4 separate regions of the Homo sapiens genome follow, and all the other regions are linked to region 4. The links are chromatin loops, found by intact Hi-C in ENCODE. Cell type or tissue: PC-9. All regions are shown on one strand. Each heading gives the region's core, and the rest is flanking DNA. Links, peaks and the distances in the headings are about the cores only. Region 1 holds the start of LINC03107 (long intergenic non-protein coding RNA 3107). Region 2 overlaps PARN (poly(A)-specific ribonuclease). Region 3 holds the start of LOC105371094 (a long non-coding RNA gene). Region 4 overlaps LINC02130 (long intergenic non-protein coding RNA 2130).

Region 1 (7,378 bases), core at 1,577-6,576, 63 kb before region 4:
TCTTTCTTTTTTTCTTTTTTTAGACAGAGTGTCGCACTGTCGCCCCAAGCTGGAGTGCAGTGACGCGCTCTTGGCTCACTGCAAGCTCTCCCTCCTGGGTTCATGCCATTCTCCTGCCTCAGCCTCATGAATAGCTGGGACTACAGGCACCCGCCATCACGCCTGGCTAATTTTTTGTATTTTTAGTAGAGACAGGGTTTCACTGTGTTAGCCAGGATGGTCTTGATCTCCTGACCTCGTGATCCACCCGCCTTGGCCTCCCAAAGTGCTGGGATTACAGGCTTGAGCCACCGCGCCCAGCGGGCTTGCTTATTTTCTTAACAGTATCTTTTACTGGGCAGAAGTTTTTAATTAGGATGAAGTCTGTTTTATAGACTTTTTCTATGTCCTGCCTAAGAAACCCCCAAGTTATATTCATCCGTGTTTCCTTCGAGCTTTCTAGTATTAGCATTTATGTTTAAATCTATGATCCATCTTGAATTAACTTTTTATGGATGGTACGAGACTAGAGTTGAGATTCCTTCATTCCATATGGATGTCTAGTTATTCCAGAACCATCTGTGGAGAAGACCTTTTTGTTTAATTGTTGTGGTGATTTGGTCAAAATTCTGTTTACCTAATTATAAGCATGGATCTTGAGGGGGTGTGTGTGTTTCATTTTATTTATTTTCATTGACAAATAATAATTGTACATGCTCATAGAGTACATAGTAATGTTTCTTTTTTTTTTTTTGGACAGAGTTTTGCTGTGTCACCCAGGCTGGCGTGCCGTGCCCCAATCTTAGCTCACTGCAACCTCTAGCTCCCGGGTTCAAGCAATTCTCCTGCCTCAGCCTCTTGAGTAGCTGGGATTTCAGGCATGCATCACCATGCCCAGCTATTTTTTTGTATTTTTAGTAGAGACAGGGTTTCGCCATGTTGACCGGGCTGGTCTCGAACTGCTGGGCTCAAGTGATCTGCCTGCCTCAACCTCCCAGAGTGCTGGGATTACAGGAGTGAACCACTGCCCCTAGCCAATAGTAATAGTAATTTTTTGTTTGTTTGTTTTTTGAGACAGGGTCTCGCTTTGTTGCCCAGGCTGGAGTGCAGTGGCATGATCTAAGTTCACTGCAGCCTTGACCTCCAAGGCTAAAGCAACCTTCCAACCTCAGCTTCCTGAGTAGATGGGACCACAGGCATATGCCACCACACCTGGCTAGTTTTTTGTGTTTTGTTTTTGTAGAGGTGGGGTTTCACCATTGTTGCCCAGGCTGGTCTCAAACTCCTGGGCTCAAGTGATCTGCCCGCCTCAGCCTGCCTCCAGAAGTGCTGGGATTACAGGCGTGAGCTACCACGACTGGCCTGGATCATATGATGTGCTATTTGTAGTGTTTTGAGGAGCCTCCATGCTGTTCTCCATAGCGGCTATACTAGTTTACATTCGTGAATGTGTGTTATTTATTTATTTATTTATTTATTTATTTTGAGACAGAGTTATATTGTAATTACATATGTAATGTAACGAGGTGATGGATATGCTAATTACCCTTATGTAATCATTATACATTATATGTGTGGAAACATTACATCCGTGGTTCACCCAGGCTGGAGTGTAGTGGCACAGTCTCAGCTCACTGCAGCCTCCACCTCCCGTGCTCAAGTGATCTTCCCACTTCACCCTCCCAAGTAGCTGGAGTTACAGTCACATGCCACTACACCCAGCTAATTTTTGTTTTGTTTTGTTTTTTGAGATGCAGTCTCACTCTGTTGCCTAGGCTGGAGTGCAGTGGCATGATCTCAGCTCACTGCAACCTCCACTTCCTGGGTCCAAGCAATTCTCCTGCCTCAACCTCCCAAGTAGCTGGGATTACAGGTGTCCGCCACCATGCCCAGCTAATTTTTGTACTTTTTAGTAAAGACGCGGTTTGGCTGTGTTGGCCAGGCTGGTCTCGAACTCCCGCCCTCAAGTGATCCACCCACCTTGGCCTCCCAAAGTAGTGGGATTACAGGCGTGAGCCACCGCGCCCAGCCCGAGTGTGTGTGTGGTTTTGTTTTGTTGTTTTTTGTTTGTTTGTTTTTGAGATGGAGTCTCGCTCTATCACCCAGGCTGGAGTGCAGTGGCACAATCTCAGCTCACTGCAACCTCCATCTCCCAGGTTCAAGCGATCTCCTGCCTTAGCCTCCCGAGTAGCTGGGATTACAGGCATGTGCCACCACGCCCGGCTAATTTTTGTATTTTCAGTAGAGACAGGGTTTCACCATATTGGCCAGGCTGGTCTCGAACTCCTGACCTCGTGATCCACCAGCCTTGGCCTCCCAAAGTGCTGGGATTACAGGCCTGAGCCACAGTGCCCGGCCGAGTGCGTGTGTTTTTAAAGTGTGCATCATTATTACTGAACAGCAACACCAAGAGAGTCTCACGGTTCCTGTGTGTTCCCACTTGGACTATTTTGCAACACTCCTCTTGACGTTGAAAAGAAAATGCTATGACACTTGGTTACTGCTGAGGCGAGGCCAAACCACCCTCTCCAGACCTGGGAAACCAGTGAGTATTAAAAATAGTTCAATCTTTTTCGCTACTTTTTAAAAAATCTCATGAGTTCAGCTGAAATCTTTTTCCCCCAAATGATTCATGGAGTAAATCAATGTGTCTGATTTTTGCCGAGGAGGGGAAATAGGACACCTGAAGGCCAGATCATGTTTCCCCTGGTTGTGCGCCATCCTCTCCTCCAAGTTGCCTGATCCTGCAAACAGCAGTTCCGTTTGTCTTCAGTTGCCTGCTTTTTCTAGTCATGCTGTGAACTTGAACTTGAGAAAGCTTGATGCTGACTGGGCCTGGTGAGAACGCTACATGTTCAAGTTGAGGGTCTTTTTAAATGGAAATCTTTTTAGACTGGCTCACGCCTGTAATCTCAGCACTTTGGGAGGCCGAGGCGGGCAGATCACTTAAGGTCAGGAGTTCGAGACCAGCCTGGCCAACCAACATAGCAAATCCCTGTCTCTACTAAAAACACAAAAATTAGCCAGGCGTGGTGGCGCATGCTTGTAATCCCAGCTACTTGGGAGGCTGAGGCAGGAGAATCACTTGAACCCAGGAGGCGGAGGTTGCAGTGAGCCAAGATCATACCACTGCATTCCAGCCTGGCTGACCAAAAAAAAAAAAAAAAAAGTTAAAAAAAAAAAGTTTTAGACAGATAATTCTTGTCAAAAAAGGACAACAAATAAGCACCCTTTTTTTTCTGTTTTAGAGGGTGAGGTGGGGAACTTAAGTATGTTTCATAAGTAAAGAGTGAATCCTCACGGTGATTTTTTTTAAGCTTGAAAACATAGGAAAATGGTAAATCAGAAACTTGAAGCCAGGGAGCCTTACCTGTGTGTGCAAGTGTGGACTTGAGCAAAGGGAAGCCTTAGGCACCTGTGCCAGGCCCATGCAACTTTTCCATGGACACGTCTTCCTATATTTCCAATAACAACCAGAGAACCAGCTACCCGCCTTTTGATGCTGTCCTCTTCCTGCAGGAGGAAGGGTAGGGGGACAGGATTCTTCCACCCAAGTGCCCTTGCAGGTGTCTAAGCCTGGGTGGTGGATTCTTGGTTCCTGGCAGGCCTTGGAGGGCAGGCAACAGCCAGACTGCCAAAAACACCCAATTAGATTGAATGTGGTTCCCTAGTTGTGGCTGTGGGTAGGGAGGAAAGTTAAGTCTCTTCACACATCTCCTCTCTGCACGCTGTGGTCTAGTTTGCACAGCCTCTTCTTATTCTTAATAACCCAGAATCTGAGAATTTAGAGTCCTTCTTGTTACTTAGGAAGGACTAATCTTCCCCGGCAGGTTGTCCTGCATTTGTTGAATGGGGTAAAAATTGCATAGCATCTCGAGTGCTGTGCCTACAAATTACCTTGATAAATGATTGTGACTCAGCAAAGCTTAGGCTTTTGCCCTAGTTTTGGAGGCTGGGGCTAACTAGAGAAAAAATGGAGGGTCTGTTGGGTGTTTCTGCTGTTTTTACAAGGCTTCATAATTCCCCATTGTCTGCGTGTGTGTGAATCAGCAAGTGGTTCGCATCCTGATTGGGTGGTGTGATGGGAGCACCCACCTCGCAGAGCCTCAGAGCCCTCATTGTCTCCCTTTTCCATTTGCTCATTCCTACTTTGGCCAGTGGCACCCTGAAAGAGTTTTCATTAGTAACAGTGTTGAGGAAACCACCCATTAGAGGCAGCGGGACTACACTGATCAGCATGTGGGCTGGGTGATTGCTCAGATCTGAGCTCAGAGCTTGCTGTGCTGCTCACCAGATGTGTGAGCCCGAGGATGCTGTCCCGGCTCCCAGCCTCAGTTTCCTCACCTGTGGGACTAGACGGGACTAAACCAGGGGGAGAATAGAAAGCACCCACGGGTAGTAAGTGCTCACCGAGGCATTTCCCCAGATTCCTGCCATTGTTTACTTACACTGGGAAGCACCCACAGCCTCCTCCTGGAAAACACACACCCCCTGCTCTCAAGAACTTTCCATTTTAAAACAAACTTGCCCTCTGGTGTGTCATCCTTGCTTTCTGAAAGTGAGTTTTCTTCTCCACGCCACTGTGTGTTTTTTTCTGATAGCAGTAGGGACTGTGTATTGGAGCTCAGTCTATGGGAAGCATTTTGTACTCGACGTTTAGGCACGATTATCCCCATTTGAAGATAAACTGAGGCTCAGGCGGGTTCAGTAACCTGCACTGGAGGTCAGGGTCAGTGGCAGAGCTGGAATTCAAGCCCCAGGATGTCCGACTGCAACGCCCATGTGCCTAACCACGATTTGATACCGTCATCCAGACGAAGGACATCACGGGGTAGGTAGATAAAGATAGAAGGAGGTGGGGGTGCCCAGCAACTGAGGGTGGCTGGGATCCCTTCATAAACCCGGCTCATCTGTGCAGAGCGTGGATCCTTCTGGAGTCAGTGCACCTGGTTGCGGCCAGAATCCCCCCTTCCCACTCTGTCCGTCTATAGCTCTAGAAATAGAGTTACACACATACCTGCAACTTGCGCTTTCTGCATGCCACAGGCAGCCATTACACTTGGTCCATCTCTTAGATTATTCTTAAGAGAGAGCTTCCAGGAACGGGGATTACAGCACCAGGAAGCAGAAACATTTCAAAGGCTCTTGATACATGTGGCCAAACTGTTTTCCAATTTACTCATCAGCCAGAGGACTACAGATCCTGCAACGCAGCATTTAAAACACCCACCTCCCAAGCCAGCCAATCGCTTCTTTTTTCTTTTTTTTTTGAGACGGATTCTCGCTCTTGTCACCCAGGCTGGAGTGCAGTGGCGCAATCTCGGCTCACTGCAACCTCCGCCTCCCAGGCTCAAGCGATTCTCCTGCCTCAGCCTCCCTAGTAGCTGGGATTACAGTCGCATGCCACCACATTCAGTTAATTTTTGTATTTTTAGTAGAGACGGGGTTTCACCATGTTGGCCAGGCTAGTCTCAAACTTCTGACCTCAGGTGATCCACCCGCCTCAGCCTCCCAAAGTGCTGGGATTACAGGTGTGAGCCACTCGACCCGGCCTCTTTTTTTTTAAGAGATGAGATCTCGCTCTGTTACCTAGGCTGGAGTGCAGTGGCACAATCATAGCTCACTGCAGTCTCGAACTCCCAGGCTCCAACAATCCTCCCTTCTCAACCTCCCAAGTATCTGGGAGCACAGGTGCGTGCCACCACGCCCAGCTAATTTTTTATTTTTTATTTTTATATTTTTATTTTTATTTTTTTTGAGACAGAGTCTTGCTCTGTTGCCCAGGCTGGAGTGCAGTGGCACGATCTCAGCTCACTGCAAGCTCTGCCTCCCGGATTCAAGCCATTCTCCTGCCTCAGCCTCCCAAGTAGCTGGGACTACAGGTGCCCACCACCACGCCAGGCTAATTTTTGTATTTTTAGTAGAGACGGGGTTTCACCATGTTAGCCAGGATGGTCTCAATCTCCTCACCTCGTGATCTGCCTGCCTCAGCCTCCCAAATTGCTAGGATTACAGGCATGAGCCACTGCGCCCGGTCTTTTAATTTTTTAAAAATTTTTTATTTTATGTAAGTTATTTTTTATTTTTTTATTTTTTGAGACAGAGTCTCACTCTATCGCCCAGGCTGGAGTGCAGTGGTGTGATCTCGGCTCACTGCAACCTCTGCCTCCCGGGTTCAAGCAATTCTCTGCCTCAGCCTCCCGAGTGGCTAGGATTACAGGTGCCCACCACCACGCCTGCTAATTTTTTGTTATTTTTAGTAGAGACGGGGTTTCACCATCTTGGCCAGGCTGGTCTTGAACTCCTGACCTTGTGATCCACCCACCTTGGCCTCCCAAAGTGCTGGGATTACAGGCATGAGCCACTGCACCTGGCCTAATTTTTAAAATTTTCACAGAGACGGGGGTCACGCCATGTTGCCCAGGCTGGTCTTGAACTCCCGGCCCCAAGTGATCCTCCCACCTTGGCCTCCCAAAGTGTTGAGATTACAGGTGTGAGCCACTGTGCATGGTGAAATATATTTTTATATATTGGGACAACTGAGAATATTAGAATGTGGACAGGCTATTAGATGATACTGAAATTTGTTAATTGTACTTAGGAGTGATATGTCTAATGTCTAACTTATCTTTAACCTCACAGAGTGAGATGAAACAAATACAGAAAATAATAATTACCAAATCTAGGTAGTGGGTAGATAGGTGGGTTTATGGTACACCTGGGATGACAGGTGTGAGTCACCACGCCTGGCCTTAAACATTCAATTACAAGGGGGATATGGGGGCCCACAGCGACAAGGGGTTTCACCCCCAGGAAGAAACAGACATGGAACCTGCTGGCCGGGCTTTGAAACTCCTTGTTCTCAGCGTGTGGCCCCAGTGGAGCAGCATCAGCCTTACCTGAGACCTTGCTAGAAATGTGCATTCTTGGGCCCCACTTCAGTCCTACTGAGTCAGGAGCTCCAGGGCCAGGGCCTGGCTGTCTGGAAACAAGCCCTCCAGGTGATTCTAGTGCCTGCGCAAGTTTGGGAGCTGCTGGTCTGCAGAAAGCTACATCAACTGAAAGGGGAAATGTACCACACTTGTTTACACACAAATCTGTGCCAGCTGGGAGCAACTCCAAGGGAAATGTCACTTCCATCTCTCGTTCATATGATGAGTTGGTGCCTCTTAACTCAATAGTGTCTTTAGTTCAGATGATTTGACCACATGGAAAATGTCCCTCTGTCCCTCATGTTGAGGAGACTAGCCCTCACAAACCGTTGTTCTTCATACCGAGGCCTATGATGGGCTAGGCACGTTATTATTAATATCCCTGTTGTTCCCTCGGGAGGGGAAATGAAGGCTTAGAGCAGTTTATTTATTTTATTTTATTTTTTTTCCAAGATGGAGTCTCGCTC
Region 2 (7,378 bases), core at 1,641-6,640, 140 kb before region 4:
TACTCTCAAACCTCTTTGGGCGTAGGAATTTCGTATGAAAGAAAGAGCTGCAAATGGGAAATTAAAAGTCTCTAGAATTTCACTTGGCCTCTTTTTTTTTTCCCCCTGTCACCCAGGCTGGAGTGCAGTGGTGCAATCTTGGCTCACTGCAATCTCTGCCTCCCAGGTTCAAGTGATTCTTGCGCCTCAGCCTCCCGAGTAGCTGGGACTACAGACACACACCACCATGCCTTTTTTGTATTTTTAATAGAGACGGTTTTGCCATGTTGGCCAGGTCGGTCTCATACTCCTGGGCCCAAGCTATGCACCCACCTTGGCCTCCCAAAATGCTGGGATTACAGGTGTGAGCCACCACGCCTGGCCTTCACTTGGCCTCTGTTGATTACATGATAGAGTCAGAGAGCTGGTTTCAACAAAGTTTCAGAATCAGAATTTCTTCTTTTTTTTTTTTGAGACCGAATTTCCCTCTTGTTGCCCATGCTGGAGTGCAGTGGCACCATCTCAGCTCACCGCAACCTCCACCTCCCAGGTTCAAGTGATTCTCCTGCCTCAGCCTCCCGAGTAGCTGGGATTACAGGCATGCACCACCACGCCCAGCTAATTTTGTATTTTTAGTAGAGATGGGGTTTCTCCATGTTGGTCAGGCTGGTCTCGAACTCCTGACCTTAGGTGATCCGCCTGCCTCGGCCTCCCAAAGTGCTGGGATTATAGGCATGAGCCACCACGCCTGGCCCAGAATTTCTTATAGATTGTCAGATCACCCTCTAAAAAAGGTTATATTAGTTACGCTTCTCCAACATTAAGTCTTTTTCAAAACCATTCTTACTGGCATTTCTTTGATTACTACTGAGAGAGAATGCATTTTCTTTCCTTTTTTGTTTGTTTTTGGAGTTAGACCTCATGCATTTTATTTTTTATTAATATTTTCTCCCACTCTTTTTCTTTTTTTAAAGGCAGTGAGATCTCACTATATTGGCCAAGCTGGACTTGAACTCCTGGGCTCAGGCAGTCCTCCTGCCTCAGCCTCTCAAGTAGCTGGAACTAAAGGCTCGTGCCACTGCATTCAGCTTCACTTTTGATTCTGAAAAATTTCAAACCTATAGACAAGTTGGCAACATTCTATCATATTTGCTCTGTCTCCCTCTCTGCAGACACACACATATATACACAAGCATAATATGTACATATGTGAACATGTATACATGTATTTGTTTTTTATTGCTAAACTACTTGAGAGTCAGAGACATAACAGTTTGCTTAGAAGTATTTTAGTGTATTTCTCTTAAGAACACAGGCTTTTTAAAAATATTGCCCTAATATATTTATCACACTCAGGAAATTTAACACTGATATGATTTTGATATGATCTAATGTCCATGCTGTAATCAAATTTCCCCAAATGTCCTAATAATGTCCCTTACAGTTTTTCTATTTTTATTTTTGGATCCAAGCTCCAGTCAAAGTCTTGTGTTACTTTTAGTCATCATGGCTCTTTAGTCTTTAGTCTCCTTTAATCTGGAATAGTTCCCCAGCCTGTTTCTTATTTTCACAAGATTGACATTTTTCTGAGGAGTTCAGATCAGTTGTTTTACAGTGTCCTTCAATGTGTATGTTTCTGATTGTCTCATGATAAGATTCAGATTAAATGTTTCTGGCGGGAGTACCACGTAGTTGATGTGCTCTTTTCAGTGCATCACACTGAGAGGCACATGGTATCAGTTTGTTCCCTTATTGCTGATGTCTGGTTTGACATCATTTAGGTAAATAGTGGTCACAGATTTTTCCATTGTAGCCTTCCTGCTTTGTAATAAATAAGTACTCTGTGAGTAATACTTTGAGACTGTGAAACCCTGTTCCTCAGTAATCTTTCATCCAGCAGCATTAATGTCCATTGATGATTTTTTTAAAAAATGGATTGCTTTTAAAATTTTGTGACCTCTTTGTGCAAGGATGTCATTCAAATTTTAGTTCACATGTTGCCAAAGCTGACACTAGAATTATTTTCAGAAGTTTAATTGGTTGATATTATTTTGTGAATTGTGTGCTTTTCTTGCTGATTTATAAGTACACCTACATCATGATTATTATTTATTACATTTAATGAACCATTGGTTATTAGGTACAAGACATGGTTCTGAAATCCTTATAATTGTATGAACCACAGGTATCTTCCCCCTCCCCTCATTTTATAGGAGAAAATGATGCTTAGATTAATCCTGAGTTTTGTATTTTGCAAATACTTGTCCCAATTTGTTGTACAGTTTTGTGTGTGTATGTGTGTGTGTGTGTGTGTGTGTTTTAAGAGACGAGATCTTGCTTTGTTACCCAGTATTCACAGGTGTGATTATAGCACCCTCCAGCTTCAGCCTTTAACTCCTGGGCTCGAGGTCCTCCCACCTCAGCCTCTGGAGGAGCTGGGACTACAGGCGTGCGCCACTGTGCCCAGCTATTCTTAATCTAGCCTATGTTGCCGAACCAAAGCTTTACATTTTCCATAGTATATCTGTCAGTTTATTCTTTTATAGTTTCTGGCTTTAGTGTCCTATTCAGAAGCATTAACATTTAATTTATTAGGAATGAGGTTTGTTCACTTGCCTTTCAGTAAGTAAGATTGCCAGATTTCACTTAAAATAGCTGTGTGCCAAATATTGTATGATATACTAAACAGTGATATGTAATTTATCTGAAATTTGGCATCTTGCATTGTTATGTGGTAACTTTATCAGTAAGACTTTCCCTGACCACTTAATTTAAAATCACAACCCACATCTCAGTACTGCCTGCTTTTTGTTTTCTCCATAGCACTGCACGTACACTGTATATTTTACTTTTTTGTTTAGTGTCTATATCTCACCACTAGAATGTAAGATCCATGAAGTCAGGCTTTTTATTTTAACTTTTAAATGGAGGCTTAACATACATATAGGAAAATACCCATATGAAACTGTACTGCTTAACGAATTGTCTTAGGAGGGCAAAGATTTTTTTATTCTAAGTTTTTCTCAATGCTTAAAATAGGTGATCAGCAAATATTTGTTGATTGAGTCAATGGTATAACCTATGAGAGAGGCATTCATGTTACTTTTTCCCAAATAGCTAGCCAGAGAATTTATTGATTATATTTTGTTTGGTTATTATTGCTTTGAAAGCGTATTTTTTCTCCCCTCTCCCTACTTTCTCCCTCACGTAATTTTTATTTATTTTATTTATTTATTTTTTGAGACGGAGTCTTGCTCTGTCACCCAGGCTGGAGTGCAATGGCGCAATCTCTGCTCACTGCAACCTCCGCCTCCTGGGTTCAAGCTATTTTCCTGCCTCAGCCTCCCGAGTAGCTGGGATTACAGGCTCATGCCACCATGCCCGGATAATTTTTTGTATTTTTATTAGAGACAGGGTTTCACCATGTTGGCCAGGCTGATCTCCAACTCCTGACCTCGTGATTCACCCACCTCGGTCGCCAAAAGTGCTGGGATTACAGGTGTGAGCCACCGTGCCGGCCTCCCTCAACCTCACATAATTTTTAATGAATATGAATAGCATAATTATTTAACTATTCTCCTACTATTAAACATTTGTTTGTGTTTTGAAGACATTTTTAATTTAAAAATTTACGTATCCTTGTGCATTAAAAATTAGTCCTCATTTCAGATTGTTTTCATAGGATGATTTCCTAAAAGAGGAATTACTAGGTCAAAGGATATGATCCTCTCTAAGCCCCTTCTCGTTTAGACAGAACACTCACTGACAGTCAGTAGACCTCTCTGCTGAAGAAGGCACACACAAGGACTGTTGATATCATGCCCTTGGTTCACTGCTTCTAAGAACAATTTACCACCATCTGCTAGCAGAGTAGGTGGTCATTACTTTGTATCTTCCTTGACATCAGCTCCTTGCAGCATTGTATGATTGAAACATCTTGAATTTGTATTCCAGTTCTCCTTATACCAGCTGCAAGACTATGGACAAGCCATTCAACAGGGTCTTCAGTTTTCTGTATAAAGTGAGGGTAACAGAGCCTACAGCATTGGCAGCGTGTACTACCTGTGATATAATCTCAGGAAATGATAGCTACCACCCTGAGGCAGGTGACCGTGCTTCTCAAAACCTGCCCAGTCAGTGGTCCAGACCATTTTGGTAGATGCACGGGTGACCACTTCACCTTGGCTAAGAAATACTTGTAGGGCAAATGAGGGCCAGAACCTGAATTTATAGGACAGGATTCCCACCTTTCTGTTGTGTCCACAGGTAGGTAGGGAAAAGAGCAGTATCATAATCCCTTTCAAACAGGAAATTTATTTGAACACCTTCTCAGCTTAGGCTGCCCTCATCTTTCCTTGCATGACATATTCATGATACGTGCGTTTCTATCACCTTTGCTAAAAGAAATAGATACTGCATTACGCTTTTCTCATATGAGTCAGCTCTTTTCAGAATTGCTTCTAACCACAGAGAACTCCTTACAGCTCTCTGAGTGTTGTTTGTGCACCTAGAATACAAATTGACATGTATAAACTACCCTCATGTGGACATTACATTCACCTCCTTGCTGCCAAGAAGAGAAGGTGGAAGTCTCTTTTCCTTTCTGGTGTTCTCATTCCCCAGAAAGGAGAATCCATTCAGCTAGTATCAGTGCCTCTGTGGGGGGAGGTTCTTCTCAAACAACACCAAAGCAGCGTGGATAGGAGCACTCAGGGGCGCAGCGGGGTGAGGGGGGCAGAAGGTGAAATATCTCTACCGTCTTATGTTTTATTTAAACCATTCTCACAATTTAAAAAAATGCTATTCTGCAATATGTCCATTTTACTTTAATATTAATTTGTTTTAAATTGCCAGATTAATTATTTAATTTTTCCTCCCTGATCTCTGGTAAAATCCATGCCCTAAGAAGTTAAGCCGTGGTTCTTCAGTGGCTTGTAGTAATTGCAAGCCCAGGGCTGTTCGGAAGCAGAGAGAAGTAGCTGTATTAGCTGTTCTCTCCTGAAGAAATATCACTGGAGGTATAGAATAGCTAAAACACCTTCCTTGTCTTCAGAGAACTAGCTTGGGTACATGTGACCAGAGGACAGGCACAGAGGCTTAGATCGTATATTTGCTAGGTACCAAGTAGAGTTACATCATAACATTTTGAAACTTGTGTGAATTCAAATGTACTTGATGTGGCTAATTATTTTTTAGGGTGTGAGACTGGTTTTGCTTGTCACTTCACTCAGCAAAAGTATTTATCCTTATCCCAGTGAGTTGGAGATGAAATGGGAGATGTAGATTCTGCCCCTTCCTTGTGAATATCAACTTTCACACTCTTCTTGTAGCAAGCTTCCTGCTGGTTATAAACCATGTGTGTTCACACATGTGTGTACATGTGTGTTTAATAACATGGTGCTCACATGCAAGCCATCGTCTTCCTCTGATGTCCTAGAGGAGAAACAGTAGTGTGTTCTGACCCTGGAGGAAAAACCAGCTGTGTTGGCTTCACTGAGAGACGCATGTTCTCCAGTGTGAAGAAAGAAGTTTCAAGGGTAATTTTAACTAAAGGCAAAGTTCAGCTTTAGCGTCCCCACCCCTTGCCCCATGCGTGAATACTCTGTTGTGACTCCAGTCTTAGATGCTTTCCCTGAAGCCAACTGTGGAAAGCATCTCAGTTCAAAGATAAGAAAACAGTTGCCCAGAGAGGCATGTGGCCTTCCAGTAGTAGAGCTGTCTACCCCAGAGTGTACACACTCATTCCATTGTGCCTTCTGCTCATATGATGTTTGTTAACTCTTTTAAATCCTGAACCAGTCAAAACCACATTTTTTAAAAATAATCTAAACAGCATTTAGCTAAGGCCTCTAGAGAGCTGAGTGCAAGGTGTGCCTGTGCTCTTTCCAGAAACGGCAGTGATTTATGCCTGCACTCTGGCTTGAGTTGTGACAGAACAGGCTCCAATGGGTGTGTGTTTAGTGCCTTGTCTGTGATTTTCAGGATACATTCAGGTAGCTGCTTCCTAATGCATTCCCCAAAGAGTGTGCTTGTGGGCAGAGCATGTGCTGGGGAGGAGGGCCAGCTGTGAGCGGGGGAACAGATGACTCAGCATTCCAGCGGGCTGCCTGCCCAGGAACTCTCACCATGATGGCTTTAATAACATGGTGGCACATTGCCTGGTAACCTGAGGGTTGGTGGGGTTTGTTTCTACCTACTTTACCGAAAAGCCCTCTATCAGCTGTTGGCCAACCACATCAGGGTGGGGTAAGATATAAACTTGGCTCTGCAAGCTGACTTTCTTTTCTATTTTTCATGCCTCTGCCTACATTTTAACATTCATTCTCTTTTTCTTTCTGTTTTTTTTTTTTTTTTTTTTTTTTTGGACAGTCTTGCTTTGTCCCAGGCTGGAGTGCAGTGGCGCAATCAAGTGATCCTCCCACCTCAGCGTCCCAAGTAGCTGGGACTATAGGCGCACACCACCACTCCAGACTAATTATTATTATTATTATTATTATTATTATTGTTTTTTTGTTTGTTTTTTGTTTTTTTTTGTAAAGATGGGGTTTTACTGTTTTGCCCAGGCTGGTCTCTAACTCCTGGGCAGGCTCAAATAATCCAAAAGTGTTAAGATACAGACGTGAGCCACTGCACCCAACCTGCTCGCTTTTCTCTTCTCATTTATATACTATGTAAAGGTGGAAGCTGGATAGTTGACTTCCATATCATGTCCTCAAGGGAATTAGTTACTGAACAGATGGTCTTTTTTATATTAGTTAAAATTATTTTGTTTGCAATTCAGACCTCTGGACTATTTCCCTGGGTGCCTCATAGCAGAAGAATCTGTAGCCATGGACCTCCTTGCCACAGATTTGATTTTGGTGGAACAGATCTGGATGTATGTAGCCTTAGAAGCAAGCTAGGCTTTTTCTTTTCTGTTGGTAAAGGCCTCTAACTGCTGCCCTAAGCTGACATAGGGCACAGGGTACTATCTGTGAGCTCACTGGAAAAATGGGGTTTGTGGAGCTTTATAGCTGGGTTCCATGAAAGCTGCTTTCAGGTACTTTTTTTTTCCTCCATCAAAATCTTAGCATATGCAAAGGCAGTAGAAGCAAATTTATTCATTGGACATGCTTTAAAATGAGACTTTACTTATGTTAGAGGTATTAGATGTAGCACTTTAGAATTAGAATCTAAAGGGTGGTAATATTTTTTTCTAGGGAAAGAAATGTAGAGAGTACTTTATAAAATCCACAAGTGTAGGCAGGCTTGGTGGCACGTGCCTATAGCCCTGGCTGCTCGGGAGGGTTGCTTGAGTCCAGGAGTTTGAGGCTCCAGTGAGCTATGGTCACACCTGTGAATAGCCACTGCACTCCAGCCTGGGTAACATAGTGAGACCCTGTCTTAAAAAAACAAAACA
Region 3 (7,378 bases), core at 1,486-6,485, 120 kb before region 4:
CACTGCTTCCTTGCAGACAGATGTATGCCTGTGTTAACTCTGCATGACACAAACCGGGTGCCTTCCAGTGCATGTGGTGTCGTGGAAAGAATGTAGGCTTTGGTTGGGGTCCCAGCCTACACATGTAATCTTTGGGACCTTGGGCCAGTCCCTTTTTATGAGTCTCAGTGTCCTTATCTATAAAGCCAGGATAATGCTGACAGGATTTTCTGTGCTAACAGAGGAAATAGCCAATAAATAGTTCTCTTTCTTTGTTTTATTTTTATTTATTTATTTATTTATTTGAGACAGGGTCTCACTTTGTCAACTTGGCTGGAGTGCAATGGCACGATCTCAGTTCACTGCAACCTCCACATCCCGGGCTCAAACAATCCTCCAGCCTCACCCCTCCAAGTATCTGGGACTACAGGCATGCCTGGCTAATCTTCGTATTTAAGTAGAGACAGGGTTTCACCATGTTACCCAGGCTGGTCTTGAACTGCTGGACTCAAGTGATCCGCCAGCCTTGGCCTCCCAAAGTGCTGGGATTATAGGCATGAGCCACCATGTCCAGCCCTCTTTGTTGTAACCATTGGGTTAATACGAATATAGGCAATTCCCTTAGACATTGAGAACTTGATGTTTGCTGAGAGTGGCCATGGCAAAAAATGCAGGACTAATGGTGTGTAACTGCTTCAGCAGTTTCCTAGTACACTCTCCCCACCCACAAACAGTTGCTACAATAAACTGGTTTCAACCCTCTAAGAAGCAGACTGCAAAAATGCCCTTAGCCACCGAGCAAGGCTGAAGTCTGGCATCTGAGTTGCAGTACGCATTTACACCACATGTGTCCCACTCAGGGGCTCCACTTCCATGTGACCGAAGACATTGAAACAGGAGTAAGTTTGAGCTAATCTTAAAGAGACCTTCTCACTTAAGCAGATTGTATTGGAAATGGCCTTTAGTAGTTGGACAGGGTAAAACAATGGAAAAGCTAGAATTTTTTTTTTTTTTTTTTTTTTTTTGAGTCTCTCTCTGTCGCCAGGCTGGAGTGCAGTGGCACGATCTCGGCTCACTGCAACCTCTGCCTCACATGTTCAAGCGATTCTCCTGCCTCAGCCTCCCGAGTAGCTGGGATTACAGGCGTGCTAGAAATTTTGTTTGTTTAAAATGTAATGCACATCTGTGAAACCACCACTCAACCAAAGAATTAAAACATTACTAATAAATTACATCTACCTATTGCTCTTCTCCTCTCTAGTTCTCCTGATTCCCTTCCAGTACCAGCTATTCTACTGAAGTTTGTGCTGATCATCTTCTTGCTATTTTTTGTTCTCCCTCTCATACACACCCCCGCCATGTGTGTATGTATGTGTGTTGCGGGGCGTGAGGGGGATTGCATTTATCATTCACCGTTACATCACTGAGATTCATCCATTTTATTCTGCGTAGCTGTAGTTCACTCATATTTTCTCTTAGACAATATTCCATTTTGTGAATATACTGCAGATTTGTCCATTTACCCAAGGATAAGGATTTGGAGCCCTCTTTCTCTTTCTTTTTAGCTATTATGAACAGTTTTTTTTTTTTGGAAACTATTGTATTGATCTCTTATTATTCGTGAGTGAAATTGCAGGGTCATAGGAAGTGAGAATGATCATCTTTAAGTGAGAACACTAACTTGTTTTCCAAAATGGTCGTACAACCACTGGGGATCCTGTTGCTCCACACCTTCCCAATAGTTGTATTATCAATGTTTTTTATAATTTTTGCCAACGCAGTAGGTATAGAATCATGTCTCATCATAGTCATGATTTGCCTTTGTCTGTGGCCGAGCATCTCTGCATATGTCCACTGGCCTCACACACCTCCCTTCTGTGCGGTGACCGTGCTTCTCATGCCTTGTGCCCACTTTTCTGCAGTTGTTTCCTCACTAGTTTGTGGCTATTTTTATATATTCTAGTGCTAATCCTGTCAGTTGAATGTCTTACAGATATCTTCTTCCAGTTTATAGATTGTCTTTCTTCTCTTTAAAGTGTCTTCTGATGGACAAAGGCTTTAATATTAATGTAGCCAAACTTATTGATCTTTTCTTTTATGCCTGTCCTTTTTTCTATCTTTGTAAATTCTTCCCTACTTCAAGCTCAGAAAGATACTCACTTATATTTCCTTTTCAAATTCTCAGAGTTTGCTTTTGACATTTCAGCTCTTCATCCATCTGGAGTGAATTTTTCGGCATGGTGTGACTAAGAATCCAATTTCTTTTTTTTTCCCCCCCATGGATAAACAATTTTTCCAGCTTTTCCTTTTCCAGGCAGTTCTGTCAAAAATCAAAGTTTCACAGATATATACGTGTTTTTCTAGGCTCTTAGAATTCTGTACCATTGGTCAGTTTATCTCAGCACCATTACTCCACTGTCTCAATTCCTATAGCTTTACAATAAGCTTTTTTACCTAGTAAAGCAAGTCCCCCTTCCCATTCTTTTTTAGAAATGTCCCAGCTATTGTTGGCCCTTTTATTCTAATTTTAGAATTCATCTTTCAGGTTTCCCAGAATAACTGAGGTTTAATTGATGTATAATAAAGTGACCGTCTTTGGTGTACAGTTCTGTGCCTCAGCAAATGCATGCAGTAATGTAATCAGCACTGCAATCAGGATATAAAATAGTTCTGTCACCTTCAAAATGCCCTCCCCTTCTTTGTAGTCAACTTCCTCTCCCGTTCCAGCCCCAGCACCAGCCCCAGGCTCTCACAACCACTGTTGTTTTCTACCGAGATTTTTTTTTCTTACTTTTAATTTTTTTCAATATTTAATTAAAATGTTGGAGGCCAACTCTGGGCACACTGCCTATGAGTTAGCCCTGTTCCACAGAAGTTGTTTAAAAAATAAAATAAAATGTTGGAATATTTTTGCTGGAGTTGCAGTAAATCTATAAGTCAATTTAGGAAGGAATCTACATCTTATGTTGTCTTCCTCTTCATAAACATAATGCATCAACTTAGTTGGAAAGTCTTTGCTTGACAGTAGTGGAAAGTTCTTTAAAAAACAATAAAGTCTAAACATTTTAAGTAATTCCTTAATACAGGAAGCATTTTATAAGCTAATTGTCAACCTACATAAACAAAATGCATATAAATACACAGCAGGCATGTGGCAGTATTAACATTGTTAAAATGTATATATAAATGCCACATCCTGGTTTCAAGCCAGCTTTGTTGCTTACCTACAAGACCTCAGGCAAGCTGTTTAGTTTCTCCGATGCTCAGTCTCTTTATTTGTGTGGTGACTAGAACATCCGAAGATTAAATGCTATGCTGTGTGCAGTGTCAAGAGACAACCGCGTTGATGCTGCCTTCGGATCCTCCGGCGAAGACTTCCACCGGATGCCCCGGGTGGGCCGGTTGGGATCAGACTGGACCACCCCGGACCGTGCTGTTCTTGGGCACAGTGAAGCCGGAGTGTTTGAGACTCTTATGTGAGGGAACTGCTCCCACTCACCTCCAGGGAAACAGGGAGGACTCTTAGCACATTTGGTTCCCCAGTGGCTTTCACAAAGTGGCAAGACCGATAGATTGCCTTGAATCATTTCCCTGACAAATTTGGAAAAGGTTAGTTTTACCCAGCAGCCTGCTACATGCTGCTTCTGACAGGCGAGCTGGAATAGCTGGAGGACACAGTTGACAGCCAATTCATTTTGCTGATTCATCCATTAGAGGCGTGGCTTTGAGCCAGAGCTTGGCTTCTAGATTAAAGGCCGAGAGCTGCAAAGCTGCTGGGACTCAAGGAATGCTGGTAAATTATTGCCACGTGGAGGCCAGCAGTGAAAAGCGGACTGTTATTTATTTCCCCTTTTAAGTGATCCTAAATTCCAAATGTGCTCAGATAAATCCCCTCGCCATGGTTAGGGAGTTGTTTGTAACATTTGTCTATCAGCTGGGAGCTGAATTATTGAAAACTATCAGATATCATTAAATAGATTAACTCAGCTCGCCTGTGACCCTGTCATCACCTTTGCTTTCATGGGGAATATTGACCCAAGCCTCCTCTCCTACTTGGTAATCCAAATTAAACTTGAGAGAAGGATTTTTTTCGAGATAGGGTCTTGCTGTGTTGCCCAAGCTGGAGTGAGTACAATGGTGCAATCGTGGCTCACTGCAGACTTGACTTCCTGGGCTCAGTCAATCCTCTCACCTCAGCCTCCCTAATAACTGAGACTATAGTCTGAAGCCACCACATCTGGCTAATTTTTGTGGTTTTTTTTGTGTGTGTGTGGAGAATGGGGTTTTGCCCCATTGTCCAGGCTGGTCTCGAACCCCTGGGCTCAAGCAGTCCTCCTGCCTTGGCCTCCCAGAGTGCTGGGACTGTAGGCATGAGCGACCACACCTGGCAACAGAGGGATTATTGCAGATGTCATCCCTTTTGGGTGTGCTTGCAAATCAAAATAAACCTTTTAGATTAAAGAACGCAATAGCCAGGCCAGGCACGGTGGCTCACGCCCATAATCCCAGCACTTTGAGAGGCCGAGGCAGGCGAATCACTTGAGCTCAGGAGTTCGAGACCAGCCTGGCCAACACGGTGAAACCCTGTCTCTGTGAAAATTACAAAAATTAGCCAGGCGTCGTGGCGCACGCCTATAGTTTAAGCTATTCAGGAGGCTGAGGCACGAGAATCACTTGAACCCGGGAGGCGGAGGTTGCAATGAGCCTAGATGGCGCCACTATACTCCAGCGTAGGCGGCAGAGCAAGACTGTCTCAAATAAATAAATATATTAATAAAAATAAAGAACTTTCTTAAAAAAAAAAAAGAATTGAAATAGAAGAAAATCCAGGAGAATGCTCATTGGTTAACAATTGGTACAGAATAATGATGGTAGAACCAATGGGTTCTCATATGTCCACATTGATAGATGAACATATTTTAATCTGTCACAAGCTTAGGGAGTGACAAGCTTACAGCGAAATCACCACTACATAAATCTGGTATGTGACAGGGTGACCTTTAAGAGAGGGTGGAGATTGTGTCTTGATTTACCAAATACCTGACATAGTTCCTGGGACAAAAACACTCAGTAAGCAGTTACCACATGGAAGAATGGGTGGACAATGGTTATTGGATATGAATTGTTGGGAGGCTGGGTAAATGAGTGAAAAATAACAGAAATATGACACATTCAAAGTAAGAAAAATAACTGTTCCAAGGAATAAGATTTTCAGGAAAGGATCCTATTTCTGTGGCTCTCTGATATGAGTAACTTTACTCAATAGCACATCTCCAGAACTGCCTGCTTTCACCGCTTATCTCCTGAGTGAGGCAGAGTGTGCTGTTTTCAGCTCACATTTCAGTAACCCACTCCACTTCTTTGGGAGACATTGTATAATATGAACATTCTCTAGCACTTTCTTTTTAGAGACGGGGGTCTCACAGTGTTGCCCAGGTTGGTCTTCAACTACATAGGCTCAAGTTATCCTCCCGCCTTGGCCTCCCAAAGTGCTGGGATTACAAGTGTGAGCCACTGTGCCCTGCCTCCCTAATACTTTGAGGGTTTTTTTTTTCTTTTTCTCTTTAACTCTTGAGTGAATATTTTAAAAGTACACAAACTTCTTAGTAAAAATTTGTGTTTTCTGAAGAAGTAGAGTTTTTTCCTGTTTTGTTCTGTTTTTTAGATGACTAAATATTTAGGGCATGACATTCCGGAAACCTTTGTTGCACTAAGTTTTAGTGAAGTCTGGCCTAGTTGAAGATTAAAATGTGTCAGGTGCCGGATGTGGGACATCTGCCTCTCATACAGTTGTCTTTCCCTCTGTTTTAAGGTCCCTGGTAAACTGGAGTCCCTTGTCCAGTGCCGACGTGCCCACAGCCTGCATGCTCGTCACCAGCACTGCATTCTGCTCTGCATTCAGTCACATCATTTTTATTGAGAACTATTCCATATCCAGGGGTTTTCTAGGTGCAAGTAGACAGATTCTGTTTCTGACATCATGGCGCTTTGCAGCTACCAGGTACAAAGACTGCCCTGAACAGCGTGGCCAGGCTCTGATGGTCTCACTGCCAGTGTGGGTAATAGTTGTTGGCAGTGATAGTGGGCTAGGAACGCATATGCCTAAACTGGAAGCCAGAAGTAGCAAATGGGCACCAAGAGGCCACCATTGATCCTCACTCCCATGCCGCCATCGTGATCCATCCACAGCAGCCTCAGAAGAGGGGGCAGCATGGGATCAGAACACAACTGACCTGGCCTTAGTCTGAAGCATTAACACCAAGGGGGGATTAAGCCCCAGTGTTCAAGTACTGCTGCCAGCCAGAGGCGCATTACGGAGAATTAGCAGTCTTTAAGGCAGAAGGAGCAGAGGCATGTCCTAAGTATTGTGCAGCTGTCTTAAATTTGCAGAGTGCATAGGAGCTAAGTTATGAGGAAGCAAAGGCATAAGAATGATGTAATGGACTTTGGGACTCCAGGGGAAGGACAGGAGGGGGTGAGGGATAAAAGACTGCACACTGGGTGCAGTGTACACTGCTCAGCTGATGGATGCACCAAAACTCAGAAATCGTCACTGAAGAACTTTTCCATGCAACCAAACACCACCTGTTCCCCCAAAACTATTGAAATAAGATAAATACAAAAAAATGCATATGTAGTGTAATTCCAGTTATAGGTAGCTCAAGAGAAGGCAAAATTAAGCCCTGATGATAGCAGTGGTGACAGCAAAGTTTTCAAGTTGAGGAAGATAATGCCATAATTGTACTACACATCTGAGGCGCCTTCGTCCAGTGAAGGAGGGGTGGGAGTCTGTCTAAAAACAGGCATGAGGGTGAGGGGGATGTTCTTTATCTTAATTTGCGTGATGGATGACATGTGGGTGTACAAATTTGTTTAAAACTCATTGTAACAGAACAGGTAATAAAGCCTGATCATTTAAAAAAATTAATAAAATGAAAATAATAAAGCACCTCCAATAGATGCAGAGTAATAAGAAGGACCCTGGTATTAGGGTTTGAGGAACCTGGTTTTGCATCTTATCCCTGCCATTCACCCAGGGATGGTCTGCAGCAAAACCCTGACCTCTGTGATCCTGCTTTCTCACCAGTAAAAACATTTCCTCTCTTGCAAGCGTACTATGAAGATTAGATATAATGCATGTAAAACACTGCACACAGACATACCGGAGATCTTCAGTGTGTGACACAGTAATCGCCACCACTGGCAATATTGCTTTTTGTTGTCATTTTATTTTAGGAAAATAGTGAGGGTTTATAGTTTTCCCTTAGTGGTTTTGTTTATTTTCATTTTGTTACTCTGAAAATGAATAATATCCAAATAGTAATGTTGGCTGCAAATATTTTGAAAATTAATATTTTACTTATATCATTACCGGTTCTTTACAGTTTACAAAGTACTT
Region 4 (7,378 bases), core at 1,534-6,533:
CCCAGGCTGGAGTGCAGTGGCATGATCTCGGCTCACTGCAACTTCCACCTACCGGGTTCAAAAGATTCTGGTGCCTCAGCTTCCTAAGTAGCTGGGACTGTAGGTGCTCACCAACATGCCCGGCTAATTTTTGTATTTTTAGTAGGCATGGGGTTTCACCACGTTAGCCAGGCTTGTCTTGAACTCCTGACCTCAAGTGATCCTCCTGCCTCAACCTCCCAAACTGCTGGGATGACAGGCGTGAGCCACTGTGCCCAGCGAGAATCTCTTCTTGATAGCTGATAAGCCTGACCCCTTTCAAGCATCAGGGAGGGCCATGGCCAAGTGTGCGCAGCTGAATGGGTTCCAGTTTTAGAGGTGCCTGGATAGAATTGCCCCTGGGTCCTAGGGGCTCATTCTTCCAGGGGAGAAGGAATGGGAAGGGACCAGGGAAAGTTTCAGGGAGAAAATGTTTGCAAAGGAGTCGGTGTTGGGATAAAGCAGGGAAGGCGTCCCAGGACGGGGGAGCTGGCTGTGCAAAGGCCCTGGGGCATGAAGGAGCCTGTGATATCAGCTCAACTGGGTGGCTTGAAGCCCATCAAGCTCTTATTCTTTACAGATGGGGTAAGGCTGGGGCCAGCTCAGAGATGAGTGAGCTGCCCTGTTGGAGCCCTGGGCACTGTACCTCCCCCCACCCCCACCACCCCAGCTCAAGCCTGGAACATCCCTGGTTTCTGTATGAAGTGTTTCAGTGCCTCACTTTATCTGTAAGGAATGTTATCATCTGGGGGCTACAGAAGAAGAAAAGACCAAGCCTCTTAGGGATTCCTGTGTTCGGTGCCCAGCCAGAAGGGCAGCTCTTCCCCAGGTCTGGGGGTGAAGGTCCCATCCCCTAGAGGCTGGCCCCTGTGAGCAGAGCTGCCCTCATGCCAGCCCCTGCTGACCCCCTGCCTGCCTACGTCCCCCTGGGCAGGCCCATCTCTGGGGCCACCCCAGCAGGGCCATGGGCTGCCCATCTCTCCCTTGAATACCACCACCCTTTTGTTCTTGTGGGGTGTGGCTACCTTTTTTTTTTTTTTTTTTTTTTGAGACGGAGTGTCGCTCTGTCGCCCAGGCTGGAGTGCAGTGGCGCGATCTCGGCTCACTGCAAGCTCCGCCTCCCGGGTTCACGCCATTCTCCTGCCTCAGCCTCCCAAGTAGCTGGGACTACAGGCGCCCGCCACTACGCCCGGCTATTTTTTGTAGTTTTAGTAGAGACGGGGTTTCACCGTTTTAGCCGGGATGGTCTCGATCTCCTGACCTCGTGATCCGCCCGCCTCGGCCTCCCAAAGTGCTGGGATTACAGGCGTGAGCCACCGCGCCCGGCCGTGGCTACCTTTTTACTTCTCTGTGAAGAGATGGTGCTTCAGGGAAGGGAAGGAAAGTCAGGGGTGACCGGGACATGTGGGCACTGATCAGTTCTCACAGCTGCCTGGGTGGCAGGCCTGGCCAGCCCCACGGTATGGAAGAAACTGAGGCTGAGTCACATGGGGTTGAGTGAGGTGGCACTGCTTCTGAAGTTGGTGACTGAGAGTCATCCTCTTTGCCCTGGAGCCCCTGCTGCTGTTCCCTGGCACTGGAGCCCCTTGTGACATTTGATGCTCAGAGGGCCAGGAGCTGTGGTAGGCTGGGCTGGGCACTACCGGCTCGGCTGCCTGGGACTCCCTCTCTGCTACCCACGCTCCCAGCTTGCTGGGTGCAACTGGCCGTTTTTGGTGGGAGCTGTTGTCCTTGGAGGCAAGGGGGTCAGGGGCGGGAGTACCTGGGTGCTTCCAGTCCCTGTCTTTCCTCCAGGAAATCTTTAAATCTGCAGGTAAAGCACATAGTTCAAAGCCACCCCCAGAAAGTGTTATTTTAAATTGTAAAGTATGTTCAGGCCAGGTGCAGTGGTGCGTGCCTGTCATCCCAACATTCTGGGCAGCTGAGGCGGGAGCATGGCTTGAGGCGAGGAGTTTGAGATAAGCCTGGCCAACATCGTGAGATCCCATCTCTACAAAAAATTTTAAAAATTAGTCATGTGTGGTGGCATCTGCCTGTAGACTCAGCTGGTAAGTCTGGTAGCAGGTCTTTAAGTGGAAACAGTTGTTTTCTTTTCTTTTCTTCTTTTTTTTTGAGACAGAGTTTCACTCTTGTTGCCAGCCTGGAGTGCAATAGTGCAATCTCTGCTCACTGCAAACTCCGCCTCGTGGGTTCAAGCGATTCTCCTGCCTCAGCCTCCCAAGTAGCTGGGACTACAGGCACCCGCCACCATGCTCAGCTAATTTTTTGTATTTTTAATGGAGATAGCGGGATTTCACCATGTTGACCAGGCTGATCTCGAACTGCTGACTTCAGGTGATCCACCCTCCTTGGCCTCCCAAAGTGCTGGGATTACAAGCATGAGCCATGCTGCCTTACGTTTTTTTTTTTTACTTTTTGAGACAGAGTCTCACTCTGTTGCCCGGGCTGCAGTACAGTGGTACAATAATGGCTCACTGCAGCCTTGACCTCCTGGGCTCAAGTGATCCTCCCGCCTCAGCCTCCCAGGTAGCTGAGGCTACAGGTACGCACCACCATGTCCAGCTAATTTTTAATTTTTTGTAGAGATAGGGTCCTGCCATGTTGCCCAGGCTGGTCTCAGACTCCTGGTCTTAAGCAATTTGCCTGCCTCAGCCTTCCAAAGTGCTGAGATTGCAGGCGCGAGCCACCATGCCCGCCCCAGATAGCCATTTTCTACCCTGTGTTTCCATCCCAGCAAGTGTTCAAGCTATAAACATGCTTTGGGTTTTTTTGCTTGCTCGTTTTTTAGTTATTTATTTATTTATTTTGAGATGGAGTTTTGCTCTTGTTGGCCAGGCTGGAGTGCAATGGCATGATCTCGGCTCACTGCAACCTCTGCCTCCCGGGTTCAAGCGATTCTCCTGCCTCAGCCTCCCAAGTAGCTGGGTGGCCATCACCACGCCCAGCTAATTTCATATTTTTAGTAGAGACGGGGTTTCACCATGTTGGCCAGGCTGGTGTAATCCCAGCACTTTGGGAGGCCAAGGTGGGCAGATCATGAGGTTAGGAGATCGAGACCATCCTGGCTAACACGGCGAAACCCTGTCTCTACTAAAAATACAAAAAATTAGCTGGGCGTGGTGGCGGGCGCCTGTAGTCCCAGCTACTCAGGAGGCTGAGGCAGGAGAATGGTGTGAACTCAGGAGGTGGAGCTTGCAGTGAGCCAAGATTGCGCCACTGCACTCCAGCCTGGGCGACAGAGCGAGACTCCGTCTCAAAAAAAAAAAAAAAAAAAAAAAAAAAAAAAGAAACAACTCCTGACCTAAGGTGATCCACCCGCCTTGGCCTCCCAAAGTACTGGGATTACAGGCATGAGCCACCGCACCCAGCCTTGTTTTTTTTTTAAATAAAGAGACAGGGTCTTGCTCTGTCACCCAGGCTGGAATGCAGTGACGTGATCACAGCCCACTATACCCTCAAACTCCTGGGCTTGAGCCATCCTCCTCCCTCAGCCTCCCGAGAAGCTGAGTCTGTAGGCAGATGCCACCACATGTGGCTAATTTTTAACATTTTTTGGAGAGGCAGGATCTCATGATGTTGCCCAGGCTTTTCTCAAACTCCTCGCCTCAAGCCATGCTCCCGCCTCAGCTGCCCAAAATGTTGGGATGACAGGCATGCGTCACTGCACCTGGCCTCAACATACTTTAAACTTTAAAATAACACTTTCTGGGGGCGGGTTTGAACTAAGTGCTTTACCTGCAGATGTAAATGGCAGCTCCTCAACCTAATGACTGTGTAACCTCGGGAAAGTTTATCAATCTCTCCGAACCTTAGTTTCTCATCTGGCAAATGGGGGTAGTAACAGCACCATATATTGAAGGATTTAATGCATATAGAGCCCTTAGCGCAGGGCCTGGCACCAAGTTGGCCCCGGGCACGGCCATAGCCACTTCGCCTGACCGTCAAGGCAACCTTGTGAGATTCGTGTTGTCATCAGGCCCATTTTCTAGTTGACAAAACTGAAGCCCCAAGCAAGTAAGTGCTTCCCCCGAGGTTAAGTCATCATTTAAAAATCCTGAAATAATGGCGCCATCAAGGGGTTCAGGTGGAGTGACCACCACAGCCCCTCCCGTCCCCTCACCACACTGAGGGCTCTCGGCCCCCCTGCAGTGACGTCCCCACTCCCAGCCTTCCCTGGCCCAGAAGCCCACTCCTCTCCAGCCCCCGACTCTGGGGCAGCCCAGGGAGCCTGTGCTGCGAATGCCACCTCTTCTTGGGAGCTTTCCCCTCCCTATGACCCTGTCCCATTGTGAGCCATCATAGTCATTACCCAACTCCACCCCACCCAGTTTCCAGGAAGTTCAAAGCAGCCCTGGACCCCTTTCCGCCCTGCCCTGCAGGTGTCCTGACACACATGTGACCTGGCGTGGCCAGATTCCACGAGGGTGTTTAAGCGTTATTTATTTGCTTTACCGCACATGTGGACACACAGCCGTCTGCAAGAATTCCTGGGCTGAGCAGCGTGAGTCAGCGCTCCGGTGCATGCCTGCGTGCGGGTGTCTGGGTGTACGTGAGCCCACCCATGCATATCGGCTTGGTAGAGTTACATCTTCATTATGGAAAATTTCAAAAATGCACAGTGGAGAAGACCGAGCCGCCATTCCGGCATCCCCGCCCTTGCTTCGGCAGCAGAAGCACTTTACCACTCTAGTTTCACCTCTTTGCAGGCTCCCTCTCCGGCCTCTTCCCTCTCTTGGCTGGAGTATTTCAAAGCGAATTGCCGACATCATACCATGCATGTCATTTTTTAAAACTTTAAATTTTGAAATCATAATAGATCCACAGGAAATTGCAGAGATTACCCAGTGGCCCTGTGTACCCCTCACCTATTTCCCCCCAATGGCTACATCTCACATGATCTACAATATCCAATGTCCAATATCATTATCTGTCATATCAAAACTTGGCAATTGACATTGGTATTAATAGAAAGCGCGTGTATAGTTTTTGGTTTTTACTATTTTGAGACAGAGTCTCTCTCTGTCACCCAGGCTGGAGTACAGTGGTGCAATCTCCGCTCACTGCAACCTCTGCCTCCTGGATTCAAGCAATTCTCATGCCTCAGCTTCCAGAGTAGCTGGGATTACAGGCGCCCACAACTACAACCAGCTCATTTTTGTATTTTTTTTTTTGGACAGAGTCTCGCTCTGTCACCCAGGCTGGAGTGCAGTGGCGCAATCTCGGCTCACTGCAAGCTCCGCCTCCCGGGTTCATGCCATTCTCCTGCCTCAGCCTCTCTAGTAGCTGGAACTGCAGGCACCTGCCAACACGCCTGGATAATTTTTTTGTATTTTTAGTAGAGACGGGGTTTCACCGTGTTAGCCAGGATGGTCTTGATCTCCTGACCTCGTGATCTGCCCGCCTCAGCCTCCCAAAGTGCTGGGATTACAGGTGTGAGCCACCACACCTGGCCTCATTTTTGTATTTTTAATAGTTATAGGGTTTCACCATGTTGGCCAGGCTGGCCTTGAACTCCTGGCCTCAAGTGCTCTGCCCACTTTGGCCTCCCAAAGTGCTGGGATTACAGGGGTGAGCCACCGCTCCAACCTGCATGTATAGTTTTATGCTGTTTTGTCTGTGTAGATTCACACAAACCACCATTGCAACAAAAAACAGAATCACCCTATCACCACCAAGATCCCCAGGCAGTCACACTCACCCCATTCCCCCACTGTCCCTGCCCCCCAGCAGCCATTAATCTGGTCTTCATCTCTGTAACTTTGTCATTTGAGAATGCTATAGAAATAGAATCATCCAGGATGTGACTTTTGAGGTTGGCTTTTTTCCCCAGGCAGCATAAACACCCTTGAGATCATCCAAGTAGTGGCGAGTATCGGCAGCTCATTCGTCTTATTGCTCAGTGGTGTTCCGCGGTGTGGAGGGGCCACGGTTTGCTGAACCGGTCGACTATCGAGAGGCATCTGCGCTGTTTCCAATTTGGAGCTGTTATGAATAAAGCTGCTACAGGTTTCCATGTGGACATCAGCTTTCATTTCTCTGGGATAAATGCCCAGGAGTGTGATTGTATAAATGTCTAAGTTTATATTCAGTTTTCAGGAAACAGACAAGCTCTTCTCCAGAGCGGCTGTGCGGGCGGATCATTGTCGGGGAGAGGGGGGCGGAAAGTGAAGTATTTGTTGCTGGGGGCCCAAGGAGCTGGCCCTGGTGACCCTGAGCAGCCCGCGTTCGGCTCACACTACGCAGCACTCACCGTGCCCTGGGTGCTGTGCTGTTACAGCATGTGACCCCTGTTACAGGATATTTAGTCCCCACTTTACAGAAGAGAAAACTAAAGTTAGCAGGCTGAGCAACTGGCCCCAAGCCACTGCTAGCAAGTAGGAGCATCAGAATTCAAATCCAGGTCGGGCGCAGTGGCTCACGCCTGTAATCCCAGCACTTTGGGAGGCCGAGGCGGGTGGATCACCTGAGGTCAGGAGTTCAAGACCAGCCTGGCCAACATGGCGAAACTCCGTCTCTACTAAAAATACAAAAATTAGCCAGACGTGGTGGCAAGCACCTGTAATCCCAGCTACTCGGGAGGCTGAGGCACGAGAATTGCTTGGACCCAGAAGGCGGAGGTTGCAGTGAGCCGAGATCTTGCCACTGCATTCCAGAGTGGGCAATAGAGCAAGACTCTGTCTAAAAAAAAAAAAAAATTTAAATTCAGGCTGGGCGCAGTGGCTCACGCCTGTAATCCCAGCACTTTGGGAGGCCGAGGCGGGCAGATCACTGGAGGTCAGGAGTTGGAGACCAGCCTGGGCAACATAGTGAAACCCCGTCTCTACTAAAAATACAAAAATTAGCCGGGCATGGTGGTGCAAGCCTGTAGTCCCAGCTACTCAGGAGGCTGAGGCACGAGAATGGCTTGAACCTGGGAGGCAGAGGTTGCAGTGAGCTGAAATTGCACCACTGCACTCCAGCCTGGACGACAGAGCGCGACCCTGTCTCAAAAAAAAGAAGAATTCAAATATAGCCCCATTGGGGTTGATATTCAACCTTGTTGGGTGGCAAGAATTGGTGCTGAATGTTTTGGGGAGACAGTGGATAGACCAGGGGAGTCGGGGGGAAGTCCCTGGCATGAGGAATACAGACCCCACTGACAGGAGGGGAGAAAGGGGCCTGGCTTCTTCTCTCTCCTGGCCAGGCTGACCCAGCTCCTGCCCCCTGATCTTTGCCTGATGTCCCTCCTCTCTCCGTCACAGGGGAAGCTGTTGTTCTGTTGCTCCTGGGTCCCCTTGGTCTCGACATGTGCATCTGTCTTCCCTGGCACTCAGTCCTGTGGGGGAGAATCCTTACCCAGCCCCGTCTGCACCTAGAACCT

The links. Peaks named below come from ENCODE experiments on the same cell type or tissue, not always from the same donor. Only the 100,000 strongest peaks of a DNase experiment are listed, where the experiment ranks them.
Region 1: it touches region 4 in a loop (11-fold over the local background); 2 of 110 quality-filtered maps call a loop at or near these places.
Region 2: it touches region 4 in a loop (8-fold over the local background); 3 of 110 quality-filtered maps call a loop at or near these places.
Region 3: it touches region 4 in a loop (6-fold over the local background); 3 of 110 quality-filtered maps call a loop at or near these places.

The regions. Positions count from the first base shown.
Region 1 is chr16:14,424,490-14,431,867 of GRCh38, reverse strand. It overlaps LINC03107 (long intergenic non-protein coding RNA 3107), which reads left to right and starts at 3,147. Exons shown (of 2, transcript XR_007065002.1): 1 at 3,147-7,378. In PC-9, for the core only: no CTCF peak of the experiment used is centred there; a DNase peak (open chromatin) is centred at 4,017; H3K4me3 peaks cover 985 bases; H3K27ac peaks cover 3,435 bases.
Region 2 is chr16:14,500,400-14,507,777 of GRCh38, reverse strand. All of the region lies in intron 21 of PARN (poly(A)-specific ribonuclease), which reads left to right. Among named protein-coding and RNA genes, the nearest start is that of LINC03107, 75 kb to the right of the region's middle. RefSeq lists enhancers at 5,912-6,206, 5,932-6,226. In PC-9, for the core only: no CTCF peak of the experiment used is centred there; DNase peaks (open chromatin) are centred at 1,777, 4,407, 5,137 and 6,027; H3K4me3 peaks cover 812 bases; H3K27ac peaks cover 5,000 bases.
Region 3 is chr16:14,483,064-14,490,441 of GRCh38, reverse strand. All of the region lies in intron 21 of PARN (poly(A)-specific ribonuclease), which reads left to right. It overlaps LOC105371094 (a long non-coding RNA gene), which reads right to left and starts at 3,440. Exons shown (of 2, transcript XR_933105.3): 1 at 3,204-3,440; 2 at 1,400-2,299. RefSeq lists an enhancer at 3,839-4,774. In PC-9, for the core only: no CTCF peak of the experiment used is centred there; DNase peaks (open chromatin) are centred at 3,691 and 5,011; H3K4me3 peaks cover 1,266 bases; H3K27ac peaks cover 3,466 bases.
Region 4 is chr16:14,361,766-14,369,143 of GRCh38, reverse strand. It overlaps LINC02130 (long intergenic non-protein coding RNA 2130), which reads left to right. Exons shown (of 2, transcript NR_131191.1): 2 at 5,849-6,035. Among named protein-coding and RNA genes, the nearest start is that of LINC02130, 4.8 kb to the left of the region's middle. RefSeq lists an enhancer at 4,289-4,790. In PC-9, for the core only: no CTCF peak of the experiment used is centred there; DNase peaks (open chromatin) are centred at 4,453, 5,192 and 5,823; H3K4me3 peaks cover 1,156 bases; H3K27ac peaks cover 3,223 bases.